Linked DNA regions of Homo sapiens: region 1 is linked to region 2. A link is a contact called in ENCODE Hi-C or POLR2A ChIA-PET data. All regions are on one chromosome and are shown on one strand. The core of a region is the stretch at or near the end of the contact, and the rest is flanking DNA. Distances in the headings are between cores, read along the strand shown. Region 1 has its middle 6.4 kb from the start of TRC-GCA11-1. Region 2 holds the start of EZH2 (enhancer of zeste 2 polycomb repressive complex 2 subunit).

Region 1 (5,597 bases), core at 795-3,294, 540 kb before region 2:
TATATTTTAGAATCTCTTTCAGATTCAGGACATGAAATCTTTATCAAATTTATAATGGTCAGCCAAATTTTTTGCACTTCATCTGTCAGTGTTTTCAAGCTTTCGTTTGTAGCCTCCGGAATCCCTTGTTTAAATAAAACAATTTTCAGAAGCTAAATATGTAAAATAACTCGTGCCTTAAGAGGCTGGAGAGGGAGCCAAGCCTACCTGCTCTGGCGCCCCCGTCTTCCCAAACTCCCCCTGCGCTGAGGGGTCTCCAAGGAGGAAGCTCACTTCAAAAACCTCTGCCCTGGGCAAGTCACCAGGGCTCCTTTTCTCTTGCTTCAACCTTTCCTAGCCTCAATCCAAACTCTGTATGTTTAATTTATCCAGTGACACACTCCATGCTTACTTAATTCTTTGATAGAACAGTTTCTTAGTTTTATTTTTTTTCCTTGTGGGATATGCATGCTTTCCTATTCTCTATGCGTTACTTGGCAGATGTTCATATCAGAAAATGGTAAGTCTCTATAACCTTGCCAGTGAAATCCAGAGAGCTAACATCCACTGAGAATCCCTGGAAGGCCGGGGAAGATAGCAGGACAGATGTCTTAAGCCCTGTGAGAAAGCTACAAAGACGTCTCCCCCGCCCCAACCCCCATGTTATTTTTACAGCAAACGCTTCCACGGTGAAGGCAACGGGAGATTCAGGTGCAAGGTGCAGCCTAGCAAGACCCCTGGCCACACACGCATCACTGCGGGAGGTTGGAGGGTCCCCTCTACCGGGCTTTCCAGGGCTTGGCGCGTGCTCGGAGCGTGCACTCAGCGGCCATTGTGTGTTTGATTTTTCCCAAGGGCAGGGCCGGCTTTTGTTCATTTCGCGCTTGCTCCAGAGTCTGGCGCAAGGTCCTCAGAGGTCCTCAGTGCACGCGAAATGAACGGATGAACAAGCCACAGGTGACAATGTGCGGGAAGAAACACGGGTACAATCCCAAATCTCTGCCCAGCTGGGATGGAGATGATTTTCTTCATTAAACCTGATCCAACACCTTTAAACGCTATCACTTAAAAATGGATTTTATCATTCCTTCTGATATTTCAGCCCCAATATTAGGTAGAGTACCCGGATCACTGCCAAATCCTCTTACCACCGTTGCAGGTGGCTGGTGTGCGGCAGAAATCCTGCTCCACGGCCCTGCCCTTTGCAGCAAGGTCACCCAGCTGCCTGATAAGGAGTCCAGGGACGGGCAGCAAGCGGGACTGCGGGGAAAGCGCCGGGCACGCCGCGTGGCACCCGAGGCCCGCCCGCCCTTCCTGGCTGGGTATGAACACCAGCCGCGCCCGCGGGCGGCGACCCCGGGCTTCCTCTCGTTCAGGTCGCCTGGCGCGGCCGTGCCTTCCTGCTTCCCTACGGCAGCGGCACACCGGGACCTTGGGGAACCGGGAAGGGGCCCTTCCCCAAGCCAGGCCTCTGGCCCATCCAGGTCCCCTCGAGTCCCCCCAGCTCACCCAGAGCTCAGCGGGTCCCGTCCTCGGTCTCCCCGCCGGCCTCGCGGCTCCATTGCTGCCGCCCGAGAGGCCCTACGCGAGCTCCTAAAACCCTGCGCCCTCCATTTGGCGCCTGTGGGATGGGGCACAACCGTGTCGGTCTCACTGGTGCTGTGAGTGCAGCTGAGAGCCAATGGAGCAAGGACTTAACACAAACGATTATATTTTTATTTTAAAGATGTATTTATGCGTCTCTATCCATATTTTAAATATGCACATTTTCTCGATTACATTAATTTTGATGACTTGACTTTTAGACGTTCCTCTGCCTGGGCGTTTTTTCTCCCGTCTGATGAGAACGGGAGCGCGCTGCTGGGTGCCCGGCAGGGCGCGCCGGCGGCCCACGGGCTGCCTCCCGGGCCAGCGCCACGTCGGGCCGCGCGGGGCCGCGCGCTGCCCCCTGCCGGCCAGAGGCGAGGAGGCCCCGGAGGCCGCGGCGCCCTCACCTGGCCGCTGGCGGCCGCTCTAGGAATGCGCGCGGCCTTCTCGGTGGTGGCGGCCGCCTCGCGCCAGAGACCCGCTAGTCCCGACATCCGAGCCCCAGCCCCGCCTGCCAGCCGGCTGGCCCTTAGTCGCAGTGCGGGAGCCGCCCGGCCGCAGCCCCGAACCAGCCCTGGTTAGCAGGAGCCGCTGTCAGGTTGCTTTTCTTGCACACACTGGCCTGCCGGCCAAGGCCCCAGCAAATCCCCGTGCAAACACAGTTGGTGCAAACACAGTTAGTGCAAACAAAGGTGCGGCCGCAGGAATCTGAGAGCACAGGAAATATGAGACCTACCCCACCTCGAAGGCTCAACCCACGGCACAAAACAGCACAGAAGACCCGGAGGGCCTTGGGTCCCAGAAGGAGAGGGGACTCCGTGAATTGACCCCGAGCTTTAGGGTTGCTCAAGCTTCTTCCCGGGCAGCCTGCATTCTACCCACTTTTCTCGTTGTGCAGATGAGGAAACCAAGGCTGAGGCCCAGCTCCTGGCCGCTCGCTGTGTTTGTCCCATGCGGAGGTGGACCTGGAGGCGCTCTCTCATGATAGGCTGCACTTTTTTTTTTTTTTTTTTTTGAGACGGAGTCTCGCTCTGTCGCCCAAGCTGGAGTGCGGTGGCAGGATCTCGGCTCACTGCAAACTCTGCCTCCCGGGTTCACGCCGTTCTCCTGCCTCAGCCTCTCGAGTAGCTGGGACTACAGGCGCCCGCCACCACGCCTGGCTAATTTTTTATATTTTTAGTAGAGACGGGGTTTCACCGTGTTAGCCAGGCTGGTCTCGATCTCCTGACCTCGTCATCCGCCCGCCTCGGCCTCCCAAAGTGCTGGGATTACAGGCGTGAGCCACAGCGCCCGGCCTGCACTTTTTTTCCTTGATATATTTTCAAATGTCTGCCTAGTTTTTTCCGAAGACTAAATTCTTTAGCCCAGGCTGCGGTGGCCCCCTAATAAAACAAATGCCATGCAAAGACTAACCTCCTGGAGTGGAACTGCCTGGTCCAGGGTACGAGCGTTTTCTAAGGCGTTTGAGGCATAGGGCCAGACGATCCTCCCGCAGGTCGGCCGTCTCCCCTAGTTCTGTGTGGGGAGCAGGCAAGGAAGCCCCGCTCTGTGGGCCGGTGGGAAGGCTGGCAAGCACCCGGTGTATTTGAGTGACGTGTGCCTCCGTGTGAGTGATGTGCAGGCGGCAGGGCCTCTGTCCTATTGTGGGGCCTCACTCTTAACGGATTTGAATGCTGTGGGAGCACTGGGCGGCCAGGGAATCTTTTGAAAAGGCAAATTTGATCATAGTCCTCTCTTGCTTGGGAGGTTCCCCATTGCTCTTAGGGTAAGGTCCAAAATCTTTCAGGACCCACTAGGCCCTGCCTGCCTTCTCGGCCCTGTCCGGGGTTGCTGTAACAAAGTGCCACAAACTGGTTGGCTTTAAACAACAGAAATGGATTCTTGCAGTTCTGGAGGCCAGAGGTCCAAGATCAATGTGTGGTCTGGCTTGGTTCTTACTGGAGGCTCTGAGGGACACCGTCCCATGCCTCTCTCCTGGCTTCAGCATTGGATGCAGTGCGCCAGCGGGCACTTGGCCTGCTCCCTTTGTCTCCTCTCTTCTGATGAGGATAACAGTCATATTGCACTGAGTGCCCACCCTGCGCCAGGATGACCTGGTCTTAATTAACTATTACATTGGCAATGACCCTATTTCCAAAGAAGGTCACCTCCTGAGGTTCTTGGAAGGACATGAACTTTGGGAAGACCCTACTCAGTCCACACAGGCTGCCTCCCAGACTCCAGCACCCTGACCTTCTCTCTGCTCTTGGCACCCCACTGCCTCAGGCTTCACCCATGCCGCCCAACTTCCTGGGCTGCTCATCTCCCAACTAACGTTCCTTCCTCCTGCACGGTGTTGTGGAAATGTCACTCCCTCAGAAAAGGCCTCTGGAACACCCCAGCTTAGGGTAACTGTGGTGCCCACTCTCCCCCTTCCCCTTTCTAGGTTCACAGAGCTTAAGACAGTTATCATTGAAGTGACACCGAGTGACAGTGGATGTTCATGTGTGCCTCCTCTACCTAAATCTGCTCCTCAGGGGCAGAAACCAGGTCGGCTGGATGAACAAGAACCTTAATTGCATGGCCGAGGAGGCTTACAGACTGACCTGGGAAGCCTGTCTCCACAGGACAGGCCCGAGGTGATGAAGACCTGTGCCAAGCCCAGCACAGAGTCTCTGAGGAAGGGCTCAGAGATGTGGCCCCTGCACATGGGAGGGAGATCCAAATCCAGGCTCCACTCTCCCTGGGATGGCACAGTAAATAAATGCCACCTCCTGACCCAGCTCACAGGGCCCTCTGTGGCCTGACCCCACCTCACCTCCACCTCAAATCACTGTCCTGCTCTGCCCCCTCTGCTGCCCCACACTGGCCTCATTCTTGCTTCATCCTGCCAAGCCACTTCCAAGTGGGTCACTCTACCCAAGGCCTGGGATCCACTGCATCCAGAATTTTAGTTATTTTTATCTACTTATTTTTTGAGACAGGGTCTCATTCTGTCACCTAGACTGGAGTGCAGTGGCACTGCAGCCTCGACTCTCCAGGCTCAACTGATCCTCTGGCCTCAGCTTCCCAAGTAGCTGAGACTACAGGTGCATGCCACCACGCCTGGCTAATTTTTTAAAAAATCTTTTGTACAAATGAGTTTTCGTTATGTTGCCCAGGAATGGTCTTGAACTCCTGTGCTCAAGCAATCTGCCCACCTCAGCCTCCCACAGTGCTGGGATTGCAGGTGTGAGCCCGGACATGCATCCAGATTTTTCCTCACTGGCTTCTTATCATTCGGATTTCAGCTCCAATCATCGTTTCCTGACCATCCCTGTTGTCTTCCATCAGAATACCATGCTTTATTTTCCTGTAGTGTTTTCAATATCTGTGATGTTTTCATTCATGCATTAGTTTGCTTGTCTGTCACACTGCACCTCTGGGAATATAGCTCCATGGGGCCAGGGCTGTGTTTCTTGGCCTCGTTCACTGCTGAGTCCTCAGTGCCTAGACTAGACCCTGGAACGTAGTGTATTTGTTAAATGACTGAATGAGTCACTTAGTCCCCCTGAATCTGTTTCTTCAGCTATAAAATGGGAGCAGTCTTAACTATTTCCTAGGATATAACAATTGTACCTGCCTCAGACAGCTATGAGGATTCTGTAGGATAGTGTATATGAGCCTCCAACATAAACACTCAGCACACATGAGCCATTATTTCTATCTCAGATTCACCCGTCCTCACATGGAGAGGGCAGGACTGGGAATGAGGTGGTAACTCTTTCAGATCCCAGTGTTCAGCTCTCTGTTCTTCCAGTTATCCAACCTTTACTAGAAAAGATGGAAAAAATATAGTATTGTGGAAACAGCCCTGGACTTGGACAGAGAGGTCTTGAAATTGAGTTCCTTGGAAATTTTCTGAGGCTGTGTCCTCATGTGCAAAATGGAATTAATTATTCCTATAGAAGCATAAATGAGGCCAGGCATGGTGGCTCACACCTGTAATCCTGGCACTTTGGGAGACTGAGGCAGGAGGACTGCTTGAGCCCAGGAGTTCAAGACCAGCCTGG
Region 2 (5,688 bases), core at 2,681-5,180:
CACCTCATGTTCGGTATAATCATCATTCACAGAGTAAGCACTCCATAAATGAGTGCTGTATAATATGTGGGAAGTAAATCCCATTTTTGGGGTTGAAAGGGAGGTTCTGAGAAGTGAAGGGATGGAAAGGGAAGTTTGCTGGCTGACAGCCTTAACTTTGCACTCCATCTTCTCCAGTTCCCCCAGGACAACCCTGAGAATCAGCTATGTGCCGGGCACGCTAGGCCCTGGGGTTACAACTTTGGGGCTTAACTGTTTTTCGTTTCATCTTTTAACTTTAATACCAAATCTTTGTTGTTCACACAGAACAATCTTTACAGAAATGAAAAAGCTTGGTGACCCTCAACCTCCATATCCACCTTTGTGTTTAGCCTGGCTTTCTGCTTCATCTAGGCCCCTTGAGTAACTGGCATTCACACACACACTTGCTTATATGTTTACTATTCATTACACACATTAAAAATTTTTTTTCCCATTGAAATAGTCATAGAGGTCTGTTAAATAGGCCTGTATATTTTCTTGCTTTCCTGGGTTAGACATCTTCAGACAGTTTTTCTTTTGGTAGCAAAAGCAAAATACTTCTTCCCCCTCCTAACTTTGCTGTATTTGTCATATACGGAAAGGAGTCGCGAGACATCATGAACCCCACATACAATGAAGTCCTTCTGGAATATTTTCAAATTATCCCCTTTTTCTGCCATTACTGTGGCCTAAACTACCTTGCTTAAATGGACAATGTCATCATTGAATCAAGAAAATACTGTGATCCACTGGCATCCCTTTTCACCTTAGCCTTCATATCATATTTATATTAAATGTCTGTTATATATATTTAGTATCATCCCACCTAGCTCTTTAATGGTTAGAGTCCAACCTACACACTCTTCCCAGTGGGAATGGCTGCTCTATAAAGTTCTTTGTACGTGTTTTTTTTTTTTCCTAACATTCACTTGGTGCCAATAATTATATTTTGTCCAATCACTTTTTTTTTTTTTTAAAGAGATAGGGTCTCACTCTGTTGCTCAGGCTGGAGCACAGTGATGTGATCATAGCTCACGGTAACCTTGGGATCCTGAGCTCAAGCAGACCCCTCACCTCAGCCTCAGGGGCAGGTGGGACCATAGGTACTTCTGTGCCACCACACTCAGTTATTTTTTAAATTTCTTGTAGAGATAGGGTCTTGCTATGTTGCCCAGGCTGGTCTCGGAGCTTCCCACCTCGACTTCTGAAAGTACTGGGGTTACAGGTGTGAACCACTAAGTCTGGCCTGGAATATCTTGATCCATCCATTCCTTGATTCTAAACGTCTAGCAATTTACATGACATTTCACACCATGTTGCAGAGTTATATACTGCTTTGATTTGCTTTATGGTAGTCTCTAATTTCGTTGATCTTCCTCTTAAAAATGCCTTGTTTTAATATTTAGTATTACAGGACTGATAAGTTCAGTAATTTGATAAGCAACTTAGGGATAAGTAGTTAATTTCTGAGGTTTAAATTGCTGGTTTTAAAAAATTGTAAATTGGTGGCCTAGACAGATGCATTTTATCTTGGAGAATGAATGTATTCGTGACTGGAAGTAATGGCAGCTATAATTCGTTACGTTATTTTACAGTCACATCTCAGCTGCATAACCTATTTACTTTTTGCAGTGTTATCACTGATTCACAAGACAATTTTGCTTTTATCTGGGCACATGATTGCTTGTTTCTCCTTATCTTTTAGCTTCCCTTTATATATACTTTCCAACATTGGAGTGATTCAGAATATATGTGAGGAATGGGATGGTGATTTAGGAAAGGCGGGAAAATTATGGGCTAAATCATCTGATGAAAAATTCTGGCCCAGCGCAGTGGCTCACGCCTGTAATCCCAGCACTTTGGGAGGCCGAGACGGGCGGATCACAAAGTCAGGAGATCGAGACCATCCTGGCTAACACGGTGAAACCCCGTCTCTACTAAAAACACAAAAAATTAGTCGGGTGTGGTGGCAGGCACCTGTGGTCCCCAGCTACTCGGGAGGCTGAGGCAGGAGAATGGTGTGAACCCGGGAGGCGGGGCTTGCAGTGAGCTGAGATGGTGCCACTGCACTCCAGCCTGGGCGACAGTGTGAGACTCCGTTTCTTAAAAAAAAAAAAAAAAAAAAAATTCTGGCTAGTTATTAAATTCATTAAAAATATTTCTTCAGATTTTTACCCCAACAGTTCATAGGTGACCTTTTTTCAGTTTCCAGTATGAACTCTCAATATGGAATCTCAGTTTACATGACAATGGTATTTTACCCCATAGATACATCCTAGTAAAAATAAATTCGGAATACTCTTAACTGCATTGCCACATGAAGCAATAGGAGAGACTGTATCCTAAGCAGAATCCCTCTAATTCCTCTGGGTTGAGGTAGCTTGACCCCCCATAACCAAGATCAATTTTTTTTTTTTTTTTGAGATGGAGTCTCGCTCTGTCGCCCAGGCTGGAGTGCAGTGGCGTGATCTCGGCTCACTGCAAGCTCCGCCTCCCGGGTTCACGCCATTCTCCTGCCTCAGCCTCCCGAGTAGCTGGGACTACAGGCGCCCGCCACCACGCCCGGCTAATTTTTTGTATTTTTAGTAGAGACGGGGTTTCACCGTTATTAGCCAGGATGGTCTCGATCTCCTGACCTTATGATCCGCCCGCCTCGGCCTCCCAAAGTGCTGGGATTACAGGCGTGAGCCACCGCGCCTTGCAAATATCCTCACACTTTGCAGAGGCGGCAAGTGAACAGTGCTCATCTTGATAAAGGATTTTTAACACTGACACGTGCTTAGAACTACGAACAGTGGAAGGGTCTGAAATGGCAGCAATGTCGCCCTTTCACAGGTTTCTAGGGCGATAAGCACTGCAAGCTCGGCCAGCCAAAGTCCAGCGGTGGGGGAAAAAACGGCCAAGGCAGCAGCAGACATAATCAAACAGGGCCCGGGTCGGCGGCGGTGGCTCACGCCTGTAATCCCAGCACTTTGGGAGGCCGAGGCGGGCGGATCACCAGAAGTCGGGAGTTCGAGACCAGCCTGACCAAGACCCGTCTCTACTAAAAATAGAAAATTAGCCGGGCGTGGTGGCGCATGCCTGTAATCCAGCTACTCGGGAGGCTGAGGCATGAGAATCGCTTGAACCCGGAAGGCGGAGGTTGCGGTGAGTCGAGATCGCGCCATTGCACTCCAGCCTGGACAACCAGAGCGAAACTCCGTCTCAGGAGAAAAAAAAAAAAGTAGTAACGGGTCCGGCGGCAGCGCGCGGGCCGGGCGAGCGTCTCCCGGCAAACGCGGCGCCACAGCTGAGCCGACCTCCGGGGCCCGCGCCCTCCCCTCCCCGGGCACCACTAGGAGCGGCCAGCCCGGGCCTCGGCTCCGCGCGCGGGGAAACGAGCGCGGCGGTTAAAACCGTTACCACCCCCGAGTTTTGAACTGGTTCAAACTTGGCTTCCAGCACCCGCCCCGCCCCTCCCCCGCCCGGGAACTCTGCGGCGCCGGTTCCCGCCAAGAGCCGCCGGCGCTTCGTCCCGCCCTTCGGCCGGTTCCCGCCACCTATCCTCCCCGCCTCCCGTCCGCGGCGGGCTCCGGGCCCCCGCGATGTCTCCCGGTCCCCGCGTGCCTGCACACCGCCTTCCTGAGAGGCGCCGTGTGTTCAGCGAAAGAACAAAGAGACGGCGGCGGCGCTTCCACACGGCCAGTGGCGTCCCTTACAGCGAACCCCGCCGCCGCCCGCGCGCGCACGCGCTGCCAGTGCCCGCCCGCCCACGAGCCCTGAGCGCACTCTGCGTGGGGCTGGCTCGGCGCCTCCGAGCCCGGCGGGCCCTGTGATTGGACGGGCGCCCGCCTCGCGTCCCGCCAATCGGGGCGGCGCTTGATTGGGCTGGGGGGGCCAAATAAAAGCGATGGCGATTGGGCTGCCGCGTTTGGCGCTCGGTCCGGTCGCGTCCGACACCCGGTGGGACTCAGAAGGCAGTGGAGCCCCGGCGGCGGCGGCGGCGGCGCGCGGGGGCGACGCGCGGGAACAACGCGAGTCGGCGCGCGGGACGAAGGTAACGCGCCGCTGCGGGCGGCCCGGCCGGCGGGGCTCCGGGAGTGCGAACCGGGCGGCGGCGGCGGCGCCAGGACCTCCCCGCCACTGCTGTGCCGGTCCCGGGTATCGCCGAGCGGGGCTCACCGGGGCGCCGCGTTTGTAGGCGTGCGGGGGGTGGAGGGTGAGGGGAGAGCCCCCCTCCCCGGAAGGAGCTGTGAGCTTCGGGCTGGCCCGCGGGACCCTGCGAGTGAGGCAGCGCACACCCCTGGAGCTGCGGGGCGGGGGGCGTGTGGGGGGCTCCTTTCCCGGTGCTTGTCCTGGCCGGGGCGCCGGGGCCGGGGTCGGGGCGTTCCGGTGCCCGGTCCAGGGTGGCAGCTCGAGCCTCAAGTCTCCTTTGTGTGGCGCGGCCGCGGCGGGAGCGCCCGGGTGGGACGGGACAGACACAAGTTGGTGGGACCCAGCCGCCGAGTCCGCACTCAGACAAAGGACGGACTGTGTCTCCGGAGGGCTCGGCGCGAGGGGAAGGGGCATGACACCCGGGCCCGCCGGCGGGCGGGAGAGGGGCGTGGGGAGGCGCGGGCCGCTGCCGGGGTGGGCAGGGCTCGGCCCTCGCCTCGCGCACGCCCCCGGTCCCGGGCGCGCCGACCCCGGGCTGGGGCCGCGGCGCTCGCGGGACGACGTTCGCGGCGGGGAACTCGGAGTAGCTTCGCCTCTGACGTTTCCCCACGACGCACCCCGAAATCCCCCTGAGCTCCGGCGGTCGCGGGCTGCCCTCGCCGCCTGGTCTGGCTTTATGCTAAGTTTGAGGGAAGAGTCGAGCTGCTCTGCTCTCTATTGATTGTGTTTCTGGAGGGCGTCCTGTTGAATTCCCACTTCATTGTGTACATCCCCTTCCGTTCCCCCCAAAAATCTGTGCCACAGGGTTACTTTTTGAAAGCGGGAGGAATCGAGAAGCACGATCTTTTGGAAAACTTGGTGAACGCCTAGTGAGTTGCCACTTTCTAAAGAATCGTAATCCTTAAACATTACAAGCTGTTTTGGCCAACTTGTGTGATACATCTGAGAATGGCGACAGGTGCTAACGAAATCAACTGTCATTCAGCCAGATTATTCCCCAAATCCCGACGGGTTGAATGAGGATGAGGTGGTAGAAGTAGGTGATCAAAATAGAATGGCTATGACAAATGTGTGTTTAGATTATACGGTTAGCAGTTTCTTATTAATTGGTCTCGTTTTCTGTGAACAATAGCTTTGGTGATTCAGAAAAGACTGCATGGAGAAATGTTTGTTGCCTAAGAAATTTAACGTGTGCTGTCCACAGTTAAACTTCCTTTATCACACAGGATCTGTAACATTTAAATTCATTTGGAAATAAAAATGTGTCTTTGCTATTTACTTAAAGGCTTGCTTTTTAGGGTTCAAGCAAGTTATTATTAGTTTAATTTTGTGGCGTTTTGATGTCATCATAAAACAGCATTTAATAAACCTTTGAAAAACACGAATGCTGTCACAATTGAATGTAGTTTATACTTTTAGGGGTTTTGGAGTTTATTTTCTATTACTCTTCATAAGCATTAGCAACTAATTCATGTTTAGGAATACTGTACAAGTGTGTAATCCTAACTTGTTTATTTGTAATTTTATTTGCAG

The links. Hi-C counts contacts between places; a loop is a spot of excess contacts on that map. ChIA-PET counts read pairs that join two places held with the same protein, here RNA polymerase II (POLR2A). Pooled maps may share reads with other maps.
Region 1: a map of CD8-positive, alpha-beta T cell shows a loop between it and region 2 (26-fold over the local background). The contact joins the enhancer-like site here to the promoter of EZH2 in region 2. A Hi-C loop is called at or near these places in 1 of 168 maps with a recorded cell type or tissue (CD8-positive, alpha-beta T cell) and 6 of 50 pooled maps. POLR2A ChIA-PET finds 5 or more read pairs at or near these places in 1 of 52 experiments (Panc1).

What each region holds. Positions count from the first base shown.
Region 1 is chr7:149,418,843-149,424,439 of GRCh38, reverse strand. No RefSeq gene overlaps it. Among named protein-coding and RNA genes, the nearest start is that of TRC-GCA11-1, 6.4 kb to the right of the region's middle. RefSeq lists a silencer at 1,772-2,021 and an enhancer at 2,153-2,652. Within about 2 kb of position 2,044, at least 17 of the 41 ENCODE cell types and tissues checked have a DNase peak (open chromatin) inside an H3K27ac peak, as active enhancers do.
Region 2 is chr7:148,882,533-148,888,220 of GRCh38, reverse strand. It overlaps EZH2 (enhancer of zeste 2 polycomb repressive complex 2 subunit), which reads left to right and starts at 3,930. Exons shown (of 20, transcript NM_004456.5): 1 at 3,930-4,057. LOC124901767 (a long non-coding RNA gene) reads right to left here and starts at 3,032. Exons shown (of 2, transcript XR_007060579.1): 1 at 2,738-3,032; 2 at 425-1,864. RefSeq lists silencers at 3,297-3,526, 3,647-4,016, 4,177-4,766 and an enhancer at 3,985-4,676.